2 separate regions of the Homo sapiens genome follow, and region 2 is linked to region 1. Evidence: read pairs that join two places in POLR2A ChIA-PET (ENCODE). Cell type or tissue: A673. All regions are shown on one strand. Each heading gives the region's core, and the rest is flanking DNA. Links, peaks and the distances in the headings are about the cores only. Region 1 overlaps TMC5 (transmembrane channel like 5). Region 2 holds the start of LOC124903656 (a long non-coding RNA gene).

What was found. ChIA-PET counts read pairs that join two places held together with the same protein. Peaks named below come from ENCODE experiments on the same cell type or tissue, not always from the same donor. Only the 100,000 strongest peaks of a DNase experiment are listed, where the experiment ranks them.
Region 2: POLR2A ChIA-PET joins it to region 1 with 10 read pairs; 2 of 35 experiments call an interaction of 5 or more read pairs at or near these places.

What each region holds. Positions count from the first base shown.
Region 1 is chr16:19,460,703-19,468,913 of GRCh38, reverse strand. TMC5 (transmembrane channel like 5) reads right to left here. Exons shown (of 22, transcript NM_001261841.2): 7 at 5,547-5,634; 8 at 4,890-5,138; 9 at 2,681-2,832. All of the region lies in intron 2 of TMC5-AS1 (TMC5 antisense RNA 1), which reads left to right. Among named protein-coding and RNA genes, the nearest start is that of TMC5-AS1, 23 kb to the left of the region's middle. In A673, for the core only: no CTCF peak of the experiment used is centred there; a DNase peak (open chromatin) is centred at 3,693; H3K27ac peaks cover 1,623 bases.
Region 2 is chr16:19,090,930-19,099,140 of GRCh38, reverse strand. It overlaps LOC124903656 (a long non-coding RNA gene), which reads right to left and starts at 7,205. Exons shown (of 2, transcript XR_007065010.1): 1 at 5,664-7,205; 2 at 815-1,469. RefSeq lists enhancers at 3,369-3,428, 3,819-4,028. In A673, for the core only: a CTCF peak has its summit at 4,324; no DNase peak of the experiment used is centred there.

The DNA.
Region 1 (8,211 bases), core at 2,312-4,811:
CTCAAGCCATCCTCACGCCACAGCCTCCAAAGTAGCTGGAACTACAGGCACATGCCACCACACCCAGCTAATCAGAAAATGAGTCCACAGAGCTAAAATGAAGGTGTTGGCAGGGCTATGTTCCTTCTGGAAGCTCTAGGGAAGAATCCATTTCCTTGTCTTTTCCAGCTTCTAGAGGGTGTCCTCTTTCCTTGGCTTGTGGCCACCTCCTCCAACTTCAAAGCCAGCAGGGTAGCATCTTCCCATCTCCCTGCTACTCTCTGACCTCCTGCCTGCCTCTTATAAAGACCCTTGTGATTCCATTGGGCCCACTGGGATAATCCAGGATAATCTCCCCATTTAAAAATCCTCAGTCACATCTGCAAAGTCCCTTTTGTTATGCGAAGTTACATATTCACCAGTTCTGGGGATTAGGATGTAGACTTCTCTGGGGGGGGTCGGGGGAGATTATTCAGCCTTCCAAAGAGTCTATGCAGTGCTTACAGCAGCAAGCACTTGATGAAGGCACTGTTATGGTCATGGGCTGTCTCAGGCCCAGGAAGCCCTGAGCACACACACAAAAATGCTGCACAAGATGGACGGATGCTGCTGTTCTGAAATTTGCCACCACTCAGTAACAGCAACTTTAGAATCATTTCTGGCCGGGCATGATGGCTAACACCTATAATCCCAGAACTTTGGGAGGCCCAGCAGGGGGGATTACCTGAGGTCAGGAGTTCAAGACCAGCCTGGCCAACATGGTGAAACCCTGTCTCTACTAAAAATAGAAAAATTAGCTGGGTGTGTTGGCATGAGCCTGTAATCCCAGCTACTCAGGAGGCTGAGACAGGAGAATCACTTGAACCCGAGAAGCGGAGGTTGCAGTGAGCCAAGATCACACCACTGCACTCCAGCCTGGGTGACAGAGCAAGACTCTGTCTCAAAATATTAATAATAATAATAATAATAAAATCATTTCCTACTTTGACAGAACAAAACAAAATCTCACTTTAGTTTGAATTAGTATGCTGGCAGTCAGGTTGCTATGGGTTGGACTGTGTACTTCCCAAAATTCGTATGTTGAAGTCCTAACCCCCTAGTACCTTAGAATGTGACTGTATTTGGAGGTAGGGTCTTTAAAGTGGTAATTACAGGCCGGGCGCAGTGGCTCACGCCTGTAATCCCAGCACTTTGGGAGGCTGAGGCGGGTGGATCACTTAAGGTCAGGAGTTTGAGACCAGTCTGGCCAACATGGTGAAACCCCGTTTCTAATAAAATTACAAAAATTAGTCGGACGTGGTGGCACATACCTATAGTCCCAGCTACTAGGGAGGCTGAGGCAGGAGAATCCCTTGAACCTGGGGGACAGAGGTTGCAGTGAGCTGAGATCACACCACTGCACTCCAGCCTGGGCAACAGAGTGAGACTCCATCTCAAAATAAATTAATTAATTAATTAAAGTGGTAATTACATTTTTTTAAAATGGGGTCATTAAATTGTGTCCCAATTCAGTACAAATGGCATCTTTATAAAAAAGGGAGATTAAGACACAGAGGGATAACCATGTGAAGACACAGGCAGGAGACAGTGGCCGTCTACAAGCCAAGGAGAGAGGCCTCAGAGGAAACCAAGCCTGCTGACACCTTGATCTTGGACTTCAGGCCTCCAGAACCATGAGAAAATAAATTTCTGTTGTTTAAACCAATGGTCTGCTGTACTTTGCTAGGCAGCCCTAGCAAACTAATACAGAGATTGCATGTTGCTTTTCTTTCTTTCTCTCTCTTTTTTTTTTGAAACAGGATCTCCAGTTGCTCAGGCTGGAGTGTAGTAGACTGATCTCAGCTCACTGCAGCCTCGACCTAATGGGCTCAGGTGATTCTCCCACCTCAGCCTCCCGAATAGCTGGGAACACAGGCGTGCGCCACCAAGCCAGGCTAATTTTTTGTATTTTTAGTAGAGATGGGGTTTTGGTATGTTGCCCAGTCCAGTCTCGAACTCCTGGACTCAAGTGATCAGCCTGCATCAGACTCCCAGAGTGCTAAGATTACAGGCATGAGCACCGTGCCCAGCCTTTCATATGTGTATTTTCCATTTGTACCTCCTCTCTGATAGTTATCTATCATGTTCTTCCCTTCATATCATTGCTGGGGTAACTGCACCCTTATTATCAGGCTGACCAATTTCTTTAAAAGCACAGAAAAACCTCTCTTCCTCTGTCCAAACTCCTATTTTTATATTGCAGGACAAGGAATAATTGGACAGCAATGGAAAGTCAAAACTGCAGGCTGGGCACGGTGGCTCACGCCTGTAATCCCAGGACTATGGGAGGCCGAGGCGGGTGGACCACCTGAGGTCAGGAGTTTGAGACCAGCCTGGCCAACATGGTCAAACCCCATCTCTATTAAAAATACAAACATTAGCGGGGCGTGGTGGCAGGTGCCTGTAATCCTAGCTACTCGGGAGGCTGAGGAAGGAGAATCACTTGAACCTGGGAGGTGGAGGTTGCAGTGAGCCCAGATTGCGCCACTGTACTCCAGCATGGGTGACAGAGCGAGACTCTATCTAAGAAAGAAAAGAAAAGAGAGGAGAGGAGAGGAGAGGACTGCAGAGAAACTGTTACCTGGGTAATTTTTGAATTTCTTGGATTTTTGCTGAAATCTAACATGACCCTCAGAATCAGGAAATGTAGATGCTTCCATACCTGAACAGCAAACTGAAGAAGCAGGTGGTCAAGCATGCTCCGATTGTGAAGATGTAGGCCAGCTGCATGTTGTAGGATGCCCCGCTGTTCCCGTGCTGGATGGTGGAATTGGTGTAAAAGCCATAGTACATCACTGTGTCCCTAAAATAACCCTGAAAGGTACAATAAACCATAGGTCAGGTGGATCTCCTGAAAAAAAAGGTAAACGATTATGGTCATGAGAGTTGACCTCTCCTGAATACAAGAAGCCTGGGCCAGTCAGTTTAGACATTTTGTTTTCCAGGAAAGGGGCACTGAGAATTTGGACATTGTGTCACTGGGCTCTCAGACTTGAAAAGAAATCCAGTGTAACTTTACAATGGAGACATTGAGCTGTTACCACCTGGCCCAGTGATCAAGTGAAACATCAGCAAGAACACGACAGCCAGGCCTCTCGTTTCACCAGTATTATGTGCCTCTGTCACCAGTATTATGGCTAAACATGCTTAATAGGAAACGAATCAAGCCTATAGGCCTACATTTCAGTGCACAGGAAATAAGAAGCCAGAGAAACAAATTCTAGAAACCACTAGGAAATCATCAGACAATTCCAGAAGGTAGGATGTTGGAATCTACATAGCAGTAGGCCCAATTTCTGCAATAAGCCAATGTCAAGAAAAAAGGGGCTGGGCTGGGGAGATTATTTATTTATTTATTTATTTTTTTGAGATGGAGTCTCGCTCTGTCACTCAGGCTGGAGTGCAATGGCAAGATCTCAGCTCACTGCAACCTCCCGGGTTCAAGCAATTCTCCCTGCCTCAGCTTGCCTAGTAGTGGGGATTACAGGCTTCTGCCACCACATCCGGCTAATTTTTGTATTTTAAGTAGAGATGGGGTTTTGCCATGTTGGCCAGGCTGGTCTCCAACTTCTGACTTCAAGTGATCCACCCGCCTCGGCCTCCCAAAGTGCTGGGATTACAGGAGTGAGCCACCGTACCCGGCTGATTATTTTAGATTAATAGAGATTTAAGGCGGGGGCGGACACAGAATGTAAAATCTGATTGTTGACTGAATCCTAGTCTGAATAAGCAAGTTATGAAAGACATTTTGGGGTCCAGGAAGGGAGGGAGGGAGGGAGGGAGGAAGGAAGGAAGGAAGGAAGGAAGGAAGGAAGGAAGGAAGGAAGGAAGGAAGGAAAAGAAAGAAAGAAAGAAAGAAAGAAAGAAAGAAAGAAAGAAAGAAAGAAAGAAAGACAAAAGGAAAGGAAAAGAAAAGAAAGAAAGAAGGGCTTATAGTACAATCCTATCCTCTGTTTATTTTTAAAAGCATAATAATCTATGTGCCTGTCATCTATTTGGTTTTTTTTTTATCAAGTATGTATCTATCAACGTTTGTACAGGAAGAAAAAAACAGTCTACAAAGATATATCTCAAAATGGGGAGTTGGACAAAGAAAAAAATATAAAATGAACTTTCTCTTAGTTTTCTTCTATAGTAGGAATTTTTCAAAAGGAACATTGTATTTTGTAGAAATAAAAATTAAAAAGAAAGAAAACATAGATCTATAAACACCAACACAAGAAAATGCCCACCACATATTGCTAAGTAAAAAAAAAGCAAGTTGTAGATAATATACAATGAATAATTCATCTTTTGTAAGAAAAGAAAAGAATGCCTCTGTACGTGCACAGAAGTGTCCATATGTTTGCCAAAAAAGTGTGTGGATAAAAACAAACTGTTCAAGATGGTTGCCTCTGGAGACAGAAATTCTACTACGATGTGTGTATGTTACTTTGCAGGAAAACACTTTATTGATTGATTGATTGATGATTGAGACAAGGCCTCGCTCTGTTGCCCAGGCTGGAGTGCAGTGGGGGAATCTTGCTTCACTGCAATCTCTGCCTCCTGGGCTCAAGCAATCCTCTTACCTTAGCCTCCTGAGTAGCCAGAATTACAGGTGTGTGCCACCATGCCCTGCTAATTTTTGCATTTTTGTAGAGACGGGGTTTTGCCATGTTGCCCAGGCTGGTCTCCACTGCTTTGGCCTCCCAGCTTGCTGGGATTACAGGCATGAGTCACCACACTCAGCCAGGAAAACATTTCAAACATCCACTTTCCCCATCAGTTGACCCCCAGGCAAAATGAGAGGTGTGAGTGGGTGACCGGCAAGGCACGTCCCTGGGTTTCCGAGGTGATTGGTGCACTTGGGGTAGGGGAAGTGGAGGACTTACCACCCCAGTGAAAAACTCCAGCCCAGTGAACTGGAGGGTGTTCTTTTTGGCCACGGTAAACTGAGGGATTATGATGAAGCTGAAGTTCAGGATGAATGAGAAAATGTTGAACTTCAAAAGCCATCTCAGAAAGTTGAAATAGGAGAGGACGCTGGTTCCAAACTTGCCTCCAATGATCTTCAGCGTCTTCTGCCACAGGCTGATGGAATTCAGAATTTCCGACAGGCTGTTCTTGGATCTCCGATAAGCCTGGAATCAGGATTCAAAGCAGGTGTGGCTTGCTGTTGACTCAACAAATATCGACTGAGCAGGTGCCATAATAACAGAAACAGCCACCATGTCTGGAGTATTGTTAAGTGCAGGCACCATGCTAGGCATGTTTACAAATGTTATGTCAACTCTAAGGTGGAGCTATTATGACCTTCCCAGGTTTGCTGTTGAAGGTGCCACTCACAATGGCCAAGTTGGCCAATGAACTCAGCAACCTCTTAGTTCTTCCCCATGCCCACCTCGCTTTTCCACACCTGTACTAACCGTTGGCTCTGGGCAATGAAATTGCTCTGATTTTTGGTTCATCTTCCCCCTGAGTCCCCTTTCATCCTCACTCTCCTCCCTCCCTGTTTTCACCCTCTTGCTGTGCCTGTTTTACTGACTTACCCGGGAAATGGAGTTCAGACACTGAATACAGCAATTGAGCTGAAGGATACGATGGGTCTGTTTGCTTTTTTCTTTGTCAACTATTTTCCTGTAGGGAACAGCAAGAGAAAATGAGAGATACAAATGTTGCAACTCATTCATTCAAAAAATAGTTACATGGTGGCTCATGCCTGTAATCCCAACACTTCGGAAGCTGAGGCAAGAGGATCACTGAGGCCAGGAGTTCAAGACCAGCCTGAGCAAAATAGTGGGACCTTGTCTCTATTAAGAAAAAAATTAACAAAAAATAGCTGGGTGTGTTGGTAGTGCCTGCCTGTATAGTCCCAGCTACTCCAGAGGCTGTGGTGGGGGGATTACTTGGGCCCAAAAGTTTGAGACTGCAGTGAGCTATGATCACACCATTGCAGTCCAGCCTGGGCAACTGAACGAGACCTCATTTCTTTCTTCCTTTTTCTTTTTTTTTTTTTTTTGAGATGGCGTCTCACTCTGTCACCCAGGCTGGAGTGCAGTGGCCTGATGGCGGCTCACTGCAGCCTCTGCCTCCCAGGTTCAAGCGATTCTCCTGCCTCAGCCTCCCGAGTAGCTGGGATTACAGGCGCCCACCATGCCCAGCTAAGTTTTGTATTTTTAGTAGAGATGGGGTTTCCACCATGTTGGCCAGGCTGGTCTTGAACTCCTGACCTCAGGTGATCCACCTGCCTTGGCCTCCCAAAGTGCTGGGATTACAGGCATGAGCCACCACACCCAGCCGATCTGATGGTTTTATAAAGGGCAGTTCCCCTGCACATGCCGTCTTGCCTACCACCACGTAAGATGTGCCTTTGCTCTTCCTTCGTCCTCTGTCGTGATTGTGAGGCCTCCCCTGCTGTGTGGAACAGTGAGTCCATTAAACCTCTTTCCTTTATAAATCACCCAGTCTCAAGTATGTCTTTATTAGCAGAGTGAGAGCAGACTAATACACATTCTCAACCTAGGGGGATTTTGCCCCCACACAATTGGCAATGTCTGGAAACTTTTCTGGTTGTGAAACTAAGGAGTGGAGAGGGGGTGATATTGGCATCAAGTACATAGAGATCAGAGATGCTGCTACACACCCTACAATGAACAAAACAGCCCCCACAACAGAGAAAGATCCAGCCCTCAGATGTTACTTGTACTGATATTAAGAAATCTTGCTATAAGGTCTTTGGAGCCCATATTCAGTGACAGAGGCAGCCATACAGAGTTCAAAATGGAAGTGTTTTCAGAAAGACACAGTCACAGTTGGTCTCCTTACCCTTCCATGAACTCACCACATCTGCTTTGTTCTGGTTCTTTCCTAGCTTTCTTTGGTCCACCTCGAAGGCCCATCCCAATGTCATGGTCAATTGTCTTTCAAGGCCCAGCTCAAATGCCCCCTCTCTCCATTTTTCCCCAGCAAAGTCAGGGAGGGCAGACCTTTCTGGTCCTCCCATTGCAATCTCTATTTTGACTTGGCCTGATTTACTTTCTGCCATTTGTAATTTACTTGTTGACAAATCTATTCCACCCTGCCAGGATTTGAAATTTGTCTTTGAAACCTCAGAAAATCCTACATCCATGAATCACTTACTAGTAATTGTTGTTGCATCCACTCTACTACTTTCTGCCAACTATATCAAATTGAAAAAAAGAAAAAAAAAGATTAAGCAACAATTAATGTAAACTCTGAAGGCTAAAACAGCCCTTACCCTCGGGTTTTGAATTCCTGAGCTTATAAAACTCCTAAGGTCTTTATGTATTTTTTCTTTTTTATTTTAGTTTATTTTTTTTTCCGATACAGAGTCTTGCTCTGTCACCCAGGCTGGAGTGCAGTGGTGTGATCTTGGCTCACTGAAACCTCTGCCTTCCAGGTTCAAGCGATTCTCCTGTCTCAGCCTCCCCAGTAGCTGGGATTACAGGCGCATGCCACCACACCCGGCTAAGTTTTGTATTTTTAGTAGAGACAAGGTTTCACCATGTTGGCCAGGCTGGTCTCAAACTCCTGACCTCATGATCTGCCCGCCTAAGCCTCCGAAAGTGCTGGGATTACAGGCATGAGCCACTGCACTAGTCTGATCTTTATTTTTTAAGTAAAGATTTTATTTATCATAGTTTGAGATTTACAGTAAACTTGCAAAGACAGTAAAGAAAACTTCCATATACCACTCGCTAGTTTCCCCGTTAATATTTTACATTTCCATGGTAGGTTTATCAAAACTAAGATACCAGTACTGGTACGTTACTATTACCTAAACTCCAGACTATTCAGATTTTACCAGTTTTTCCACCGATGTCCATTTTCTATTCCAGGATCTCGTCCAGGATACCACATTGCATTTACTTGTCATGTCTCTCTTTTTTAATTTTCATTTTTTGTAAAGATGGAGTCTCACTATGATGCCCATGCTGGTCTCGAACTCCTGAGCTCAACTAATCCCACCACCTTGGCCTCCCAAAATGCTGGGATTACAGGCGTGAGCCACCACACCCAGCCTGTCACGTCTCTGTAGAACTTTCCACTCCATGATAGTTTCTCAGACTTTCCTTGTTTTTGATGACTTTGACAGTTTCAAGGGGTACTGGTTGAGTATTTTGTAGAATATCCTTCAGTTGGGATTTGCCTAATGTTTTTCGCTGTTTAGACTGGGGTTGTGGGTTTTAGGAG
Region 2 (8,211 bases), core at 2,819-5,318, 370 kb after region 1:
AGACAGAGTCTTGCTCTGTCACCCAGGCTGGAGTGCAGTGGCACAAACACAGCTAACTGCAGCTTCGACCTCCTGGGCTCAAGTGATACTTCCACCTCAGGTTCCCAACTAGTTGGGACTGCAGGTGCATGCCATCATGTCCAGCTAATTTTTTAACGTTCTGTAGACACAGGGGTCTCACCATGTTGCCCAGGCTGGTCTTGAACTCCTTGACTCATGCGATCCTCCTGCCTTGGCCCCCCAAAGTGTCATGGCCAATTTTTAAGGTCAGTATTAACATCATCACCCATTTTACAGATGAGGAAACTGAAATTCAGAAGGATTCTAAAATGTGTCTGTGTGCATCCAAATATGGGCAGATGGAACCAAAACTTGAACTCAGTTCCACCTGACTCCCACACCAGTGCCCTTACTTCTACATCATAAGGATTCTTTGAATTGAATATCAAAGTGGGTGGCACTGTCTTTGGGTCTATTTTACAAATGAGAACTAGAATTGAGACCATAAATTCAAACTTTCATCAATTACTATTATGGGGTTAGAATACTCCAGTGGATGTCTCTTGTTTCATTCTCTTTGGCATTCTTTCTCCCTTTTTCTGGTGACAGCACCCTGATTTTTCTCCACACCTCCCCAGTTCTCAGTTCATTGATCTGGCCCCAATGGCCAACTCCAGGAAAAAACACATGGCCTAGGCCTGTCCACTACCCCTCTGCTCACTGTGTGTTTCAGAGTGGGAAAGTGATCCAAGCTGACCCAATAAGAGAGTATCAGTTAGCTTCTGCTGCATAACAAACATCCCCAAACTTGAAGTCTTCACTAACAAATATTTATTATTTTTAGTAATTCTGTGGGTTGGCAGAGTGGTTCGTCTGGCCTAGGCCAATTCAGCTGATCTGTGTGGTCTCTTGGTGGCTTGGCTGGAGCTGAGTGATCTAGGATGGTCTCACTCTCATGTCTGGTGGTTGGTAAGCTGGCTGGTCTAGGGGTTCCACACCTGGGACTGCTTGTCTCTGCTCCATGTAATTTCCCATCCTCTAGTAGGCTATTTCAGTCTTGTTTATGTGACAGCAGCATTCAAAGAAATCCAGAGCAAAGGCTGAAAAGCATGTTGTCTTAGGCTTGAAACTCATATATTTTCACTGTCACTTTTACCACATTCTATTGTTCAAAACAAGTCACAAATCCAGCCCAGATGCAGGGATTGGAGTAATACATGCCACCTCATAGTGGAAGGAGCTGCAAAGAATTTGAGGCCATGTGCAATTTACTCCAGAGTCAATCTTGAGGCTTTTGCTGGAAAATTAAGAAAGAAAAGCCCTTTTCCCATCAAGGGTACTGGTTGAGTAAGCCTGGAGATGCTGCCAGGTGTCTTGTCATGGCAAGGAAAAGCCTTGCTGGAGAGGAAAGGATCACAAAGACTAGAGATAGAAATCGGCTTCACTGGAACTTCTGGATCCAGTCAGACCTGAAATTGACACACACCTGTAAATCTCAGCACTTTGGGAGACCTAGGTGGGAGGATCGCTTGAGCCCAGGAGTTTGAGACCAGCCTGGGCAAATTTTTTTCTCTTCACAAAAATTTAAAAATTAGCTGGATGTGAGGTGGGAGGATCACTTGAGACCAAGAGGTTGAGGCTACAGTGAGCTGTGATCACATCACTACACTCCAGCCTGGGCAACAGAGCAAGACTCTGTCTTAAGAGAAAAAAAAAAAGAAGATGGTGCTGAAGTTGGGTTTCACAGAAGATGGTGCTGAAGTTGAGTTTCACACAAGTGTCTGCTTTTGCCTTCAGCAGATATGGGATAAGACTGCAGGAATTTTCAGAAAAGATGCAAGAAGAGTTGTCACATACTCATTTTTGTTTGCTTGTTTGTTTTTTGAGATAGAGTCTCACTCTGTTGCCCACGCTGGAGTGCCGTGGCTTGATCTCAGCTCACTGCAACCTCCACCTCCCAGGTTCAAGGGATTCTCCTGCCTCAGCCTCCTGAGTAGCTGGGATTATAGGCATGTGCCACCACACCCAGCTAATTTTTGTACTTTTAGGAGAGATAGGGTTCCGCCATGTTGGCCAGGCTGGTCTCGAACTCCTGACCTCAAGTGATCCACCCGCCTCGGCCTCCCAAAGTACTGGGATTAGAGGGGTGAGCCACCCCCTGGCCTTGTAGCATACTAATTTAATGATGAGCAGGTTAACTGGAACCTTCTGATCTGGAAAAGGTGGCTGGTTTGGAATATCGGTCACTTTTTTTCGTGCTATGTTAATGCCTCCATGGGTAACCAAATCGCTTCCAGTTTTTCCCTTAGGGTGAAACAGAGAAGCCTCATCACAAAATCCAATGACACCTAAACGCAATGCTCTTTGTTTTTTGTTTTCTTAGAGATGGGGTCTTGCTATGTTGCCCAAGCTGGTCTCGAACTCCTGGACTCAAGAAATCCTCCCACCTCAATTTATTTTATTTTATTTTTTGTAGAGATTAGGTCTGGGCTATGTTGCCCAGGCCGGTCTCTAACTCTGGGCTTCAAGTAACACCCCCGCATCCCCTCAACCGCCTTACCCTCCCAAAGTACTGGGATTATAGGCAGAAGCCACCACGCCCAGCCTACAATGTTTACAATTTGGTAATTTGTACCTCTAAGACTCTTCAGAAGAAAATACTTAGAAATGAAAATGGAACATATGAAAATGGACGGACATTGTCGATGTCTGGAATATAGTAAAGTCAAATTAGGGACACTTTTAATTTATGTGAATTCAGCTATAAGTATATGGCAGAAAGAGGACAGAGCGAGAAAGGAGTGGGAGGCTGGGCGCGGTGACTCACACCTGTAACCCCAGCACTTTGAGAGGCTGAGGTGAGTAAATCACTTGAGGTCAGGAGTTCGAGACCAGCCTGGCCCACATGGTGAAACCCTGTCTGTACTAAAAATACAAAAATTAGCCAGGCGTGGTGGTGGGCGCCTGTAATTCCAGCTACTCAGGAGGCTGAGGCGGGAGAATTGCTTGAACTTGGGAGGCAGAGGTTGCAGTGAGCCGAGATCACACCACTGCATTCCAGCCTGGGTGACAGAGCAAGACTCTATCTCACCAAAAAAAAAAAAAAAAAAAAAAAAAGAGGGAGAGAGAGAGAGGGAGAATATGGAAGAATGTGAAAGTCACAAACATTGCCGGGGAGTCCATCTACCTGTGAATCTTTGAAAGGCCTGTGAGAAGGGAACTGAAATTGGCTGTTGGCCCCTCAGGCTAGGCCAGTTTCCCCACCTGCTGGGTATGACTCATGTTTAAAGATTTCTATTTTCCTTCAACGTCATCCCTAGAAACAAATGTCTTACAGAACTATTAAATTAAGTTTAGCCTAAAGCCACTTTGGGAGGCCAAGGTGGGCAGGTCACTTGAGGTCAGGAGTTCAAGACTAGCTGGCCGACATGCTAAAACCTCGTCTCTACTGAAAATACAAAAATTAGCCAGGCATGGTGGTGCGTGCCTGTAATCCCAGCTACTTGGGAGGCTGAGGCAGGACAATCGCTTGAACCCGGGAGGTGGAGGTTATAGTGAGCCGAGATCGCGCCACTGCACTCCAGCCTGAGCAATAAAGTGAGACTTCGTCTCAAAAACAAAACAAAAAATAATAATAATAAAGATTTCTATTTTCCTTCAACATCATCCCTAGAAACAATGTCTTACAGAGCTGTTAAATTAAGCTTAACCTAAAGCTGCCTCCTAACATATTTTTAGTTCTGTGTAAAGGTTTCTCCATCCATAATGGACTGTAACCTAACTGGAGGTATAAACAGACCATAAACTACTCATGTGCCAATCACCGAGTTTTGCCCAATCACAGAAGGCCAACTGTTCAAGCCGTATCAAATAAAGCAAACACTGAGCTGTAACCAATCCAGCTGTTTCTGTACCTCACTTCCGTTTTCACTTTCCTTTCTCTGTCCATACATCTTCTTTGACCACGTGGCTGCACCAGAGTCTCCCTGAACCTATTCTGTTTCAAGGGCTGCCCAATTCATGAATCTTTCTTTGCTCAATTCAACTCTGTTAAATTTAATTTGTCTAAGGTTTTACTTTTGATAGAGCTCAACTGAAGAAATGCAGCGATGTGTTCCGGCCCTGGGAAAAAATAAACTATGTGTATGGAGTTCTTGGGAGACTCTGTACTCAAGGGCGTCTTTGACAATAGTGATTTTCACCATCCTGGCTGACCTTGGAACCTCCCCCGACCTCAGCTCCACATGGAAAGAGATGGAGAGAATGAACAGGTCTCTTACTCTGAAACCTTCAATAACTCTCGCTTAGAAATATTGGAGTCCATTGCAGTTTCAAATACTCTTGCTAGAGGGCATAATATCCTTCAACCTACCCCAACCCGTTGAATTCATGGAAATGTGGATGTAACTTCTAAATCCTCAGAAGCTAACTAACCTCGGGCTGGGCATGGTGGCTCTCACCTGTAATCCCAGAACTTTGGGAGGCTGAGATAGCAGGATCACTTGAGCCCAGGAGTTTGAGACCAACCTGGGCAACATAGTGAGACCCTGTCTACAAAAAAAAAAAAAATAGCTAGGCATGGTTGTGCCCACCAGTAGTCCCAGCCATTCGGGAGGCTGAGGCAGGAAAATTACTCGAGCCCAGGAGGTTGAGGATGCAGTGAGCCATGATCACGCCACTACACTCCAGCCTCCGGGATGCAGCGAGACCCTGTCTCAAAAAAAAAAAAAAAAAAATTAAAAAAGCTAACTTCCCAGTGATCTGGGACTCCTTGCTCCGGAACCTCTTGAGCAGCTTTTCTAAACCACCTCCCTGCTCACCTGATCGTGCTGCAAGATTGGCACTAACAAGATGCTCCTCTCTGCTGACAGTCACACTGGCAGCTTCTCACCTAGACACATAAGGCTCCCCCAAGCCTAGCCACCTTCTTTGTCACTTCATGCTCTGACCATCAGCTTGACAAAATGCCGAGTCGCCTTTGTGTACCTGGCTCTTGGACACAGAGGTCCTTCATTTTTCCTCCTTTGTTGAGGGCACTTTGTGAGCAAAGAAGGAGTGAATTTGGCTCTCTTTTTATAGCCCTATCTAAAGGTCAGCCTTTTTTTCCTGCAGCTGGAGGTGATCTACGCCACACCGTGCGCTTAAAAGTGATGGATCGTCAGCCCTGCCCTCGTGTCAGGGCTGTGCGGAGCACATAATCTACCTTCCATTTCTTCTGCAAAGCCACCTGAGGTTTAATTTGATGTGTTTCATTTCTGACCCTGCATGAAGGACCACCTCAACACCTGCATGTTTTAGGAGGTTTTGAACAATATCCACTTTGTCAATCACCTGGGATCTCCAGTCCACACCATGCCCAGTAGGAAGCCAGTGTTCACTTTGCATGAGTGAAAACTCAAAGCCCAAACTAGGCACAGCTTATCTTAACCACACAGAGGGATGGAAAAGGCAGGCAGCTATGTTTACTCAGAGTTATTTTAACAGAATGATCCTTGTCCTACTCTGTGACTTTTGTTCACCTAACAGGTATTTCTGTTTATTATAGATAATTCATTCAATATTCATTGATTCAAAAAATAGTGATTGTCTTTGTCCATTTTCTGTTGCTTATTACAGAATACCTGAAACTGGGTAATTTACAAGGAAAATAATTTATTACTTACAGTTATGGAGGCTGGGAAGTCCAAGGTTAAGGGGCCGCTCTGGTGAAGGCCTTCTTGCTGGTGGGGACCCTCTGCAGAGTCCCGAGATGGCACAGGGCATCACAGAGCAAGGGGGTTGAGTGTGCTAGCTCAGATCTCTCTTTCTCTTCTTATAAAGCCGCCAGTTCTAAAGCCTGTAGTCCCAGCTACTCAGAAGGCTGAGGGAGGAGAATTGCTTGAACCCAGGAGGCAGAGGTTGCAGTGAGCTAAACTCCAGCCTAGGCAACAGGAGAGAGAGAGAGACAGAGACAGAGACAGAGAGAGACAGAGAGAAGAAATAAAAGCAGGAAGGAAAGAGAAAGAAAAAGAAAGGAAAGAAAAGAAAGAAAGAAAGAGAGAAGGAAGGAAGGAAGGAAAGAAAGAGAAGGAAGGAAGGAAGGAAAGAAAGAAAAAGAAAGAAAGAAAGGAAGGGAGGGAGGGAGGGAAAAGAAATGAGAAAAGAAAAGAGGGAGGGAGGAGGGAAGGAAGGAAAGAAAGAAAGAGGGAGGGAGGGAAAAGAAAAGAAATGAGAAAAGAAAAGAGGGAGGGAGGAGGGAAGGAAGGAAGGAAAGAAGGAAGGAAAGAAGGAAGGAAGGGAAAAGAAAATTGCAGATAATTTTTCTTTGGACACTATCAGATCCCTCAACAAACAATATCATCAGCCACACCCTTCTTCATCACCTTAAGAAGTATGGAGATGTGAAGTATATTTTATGTTCATGTGCTTTGATCAATCCCAATAACTTTCAATTTCCTAATTTCACATATGATAAATCTCCAAATGCCTCAAATAGGTCCATGGTCCTTCTGACCTATAAGTGAAATCATTACTAACTGCTGTGGATCTGAAAGGGAGACACAATGACTCCAACGAGTTGAGGATCATCCTTCCAAACCTCTCTACCTGTCAAGGAAATAGATTTGAAAGCAATGCAAGCAGGTGAAATTTCAGGTTTTAAGATTAATTAGATGTTGAGGGTGAGGCTGAAGAAAGAATACATGTTGGCCTCTAGTTTAGGCAACTGTGTGGAACTTTCAATCCCCAGTGGCTGGAATTCTATCTGGCACAGGGCACATGCCAAATAAATGTTTGTGAATGAAAAAATAAACAAAAAAACTTCCCCTGAAATGAATCACTTCCCTTGACTTCCTTATTTTTGTCCTATATTTTGATCGTTTTCCTAGTCATTCAGCCTTAAACTCATCACTGACTCATCTTGAGGTCTTGTAATTGTTGGGGTTCTCTGGAGAAACAGAATCACAGAACCAATGCGCGCGCGCACACACACACACACACACACAGAGAGAGAGAGAGAGAGAGAGAGAGAGATTTATTATAAAGAATTTGCTCAGAGCAATTATGAAAGCTGAGAAGTCTCAAGATCTGCAGTTGGCTAGCTGGAGACCCAAGAGAGCTGATAGTGTCGTTCCAGTCCAAACGTCACTGACTTGAGCCAGGCACAGTGGCTCACGCCTGTAATCCCAGCACTTTGGGAGGCCAAGGCAGGGGTGGATTGCTTAAGTCCCTGTATTAGTCCGTTCTCATGCTGCTAATACATATTGGAGACTGGGTAATTTATAAAGAAAAGAGGTTTAATTGACTCACAGTTTTGCATGGCTGGGGAGGCCTCAAGAAATTTACAATCATGGTGGATGGGGAAGCAAACACGTCCTTCTTCACATAGCAGCAGGGGAGAGAAGAATGAGTGCCCAGCAAAGGGGGAAGCCCCTTATAAAAACATCAGATTTCATGAGAACTCACTCACTATCACAAGAACAGGATGGGGAAAACCACCGCCATGATTCAATTATCTCCCCCTGGGGGAACTACAATTCAAGATAAGATTTTGGTGGGACCACAGCCAAACTGTATCAGTCCAGGAGTTCAAGACTAACCTGGGCAACATAGTGAAACCCCATCACGACAAAAAAAAAAAAAAAAAAAAAAAAAAAAAATATATATATATATATATATATATATATATACACACACACACAAATTAGCTAGGCATGGTGGCGCGTACCTGTAGTCCCAGCTACTCAGAGGGCTGAGGTAGGAGAATTGCTTGAGCCTGGGAGGCAGAGGTTGCAGTGACATAAGATCACACCAAGATCACTGAACTCTAGCCTGGGTGACAGAGTGATACCCTATCTCAAGAAAACCATCAGCAACAACAGCAAAAGTCACTGACTTGAGACCCAAGAAAGACCAATGTTTCAATTCAAGTCTGAAGGCCAGAAAGAAAACGATGTCCCGGCTTGCAGGCTGTCAGACAGGAGGCGCTCCCTCTTACTCAGCCTTTTTGTTCCATTCAAACCTTCAACTGATTGGACAGGGCTCATCCACATTAGGAAGGGCAGTCGGCCTTACTCAATCTATTGACTATAATGTTCATCGGACCCAGAAACACCCTCACAGACACACCCGGAATAATGTTTGAGCAAATGTCTGGGCACCCTGTGGCCCAGTCAAGTGGACACACAAAATTAACCATCCCAGGTCCTTTCCAATTAGTCACCAACATCTGTT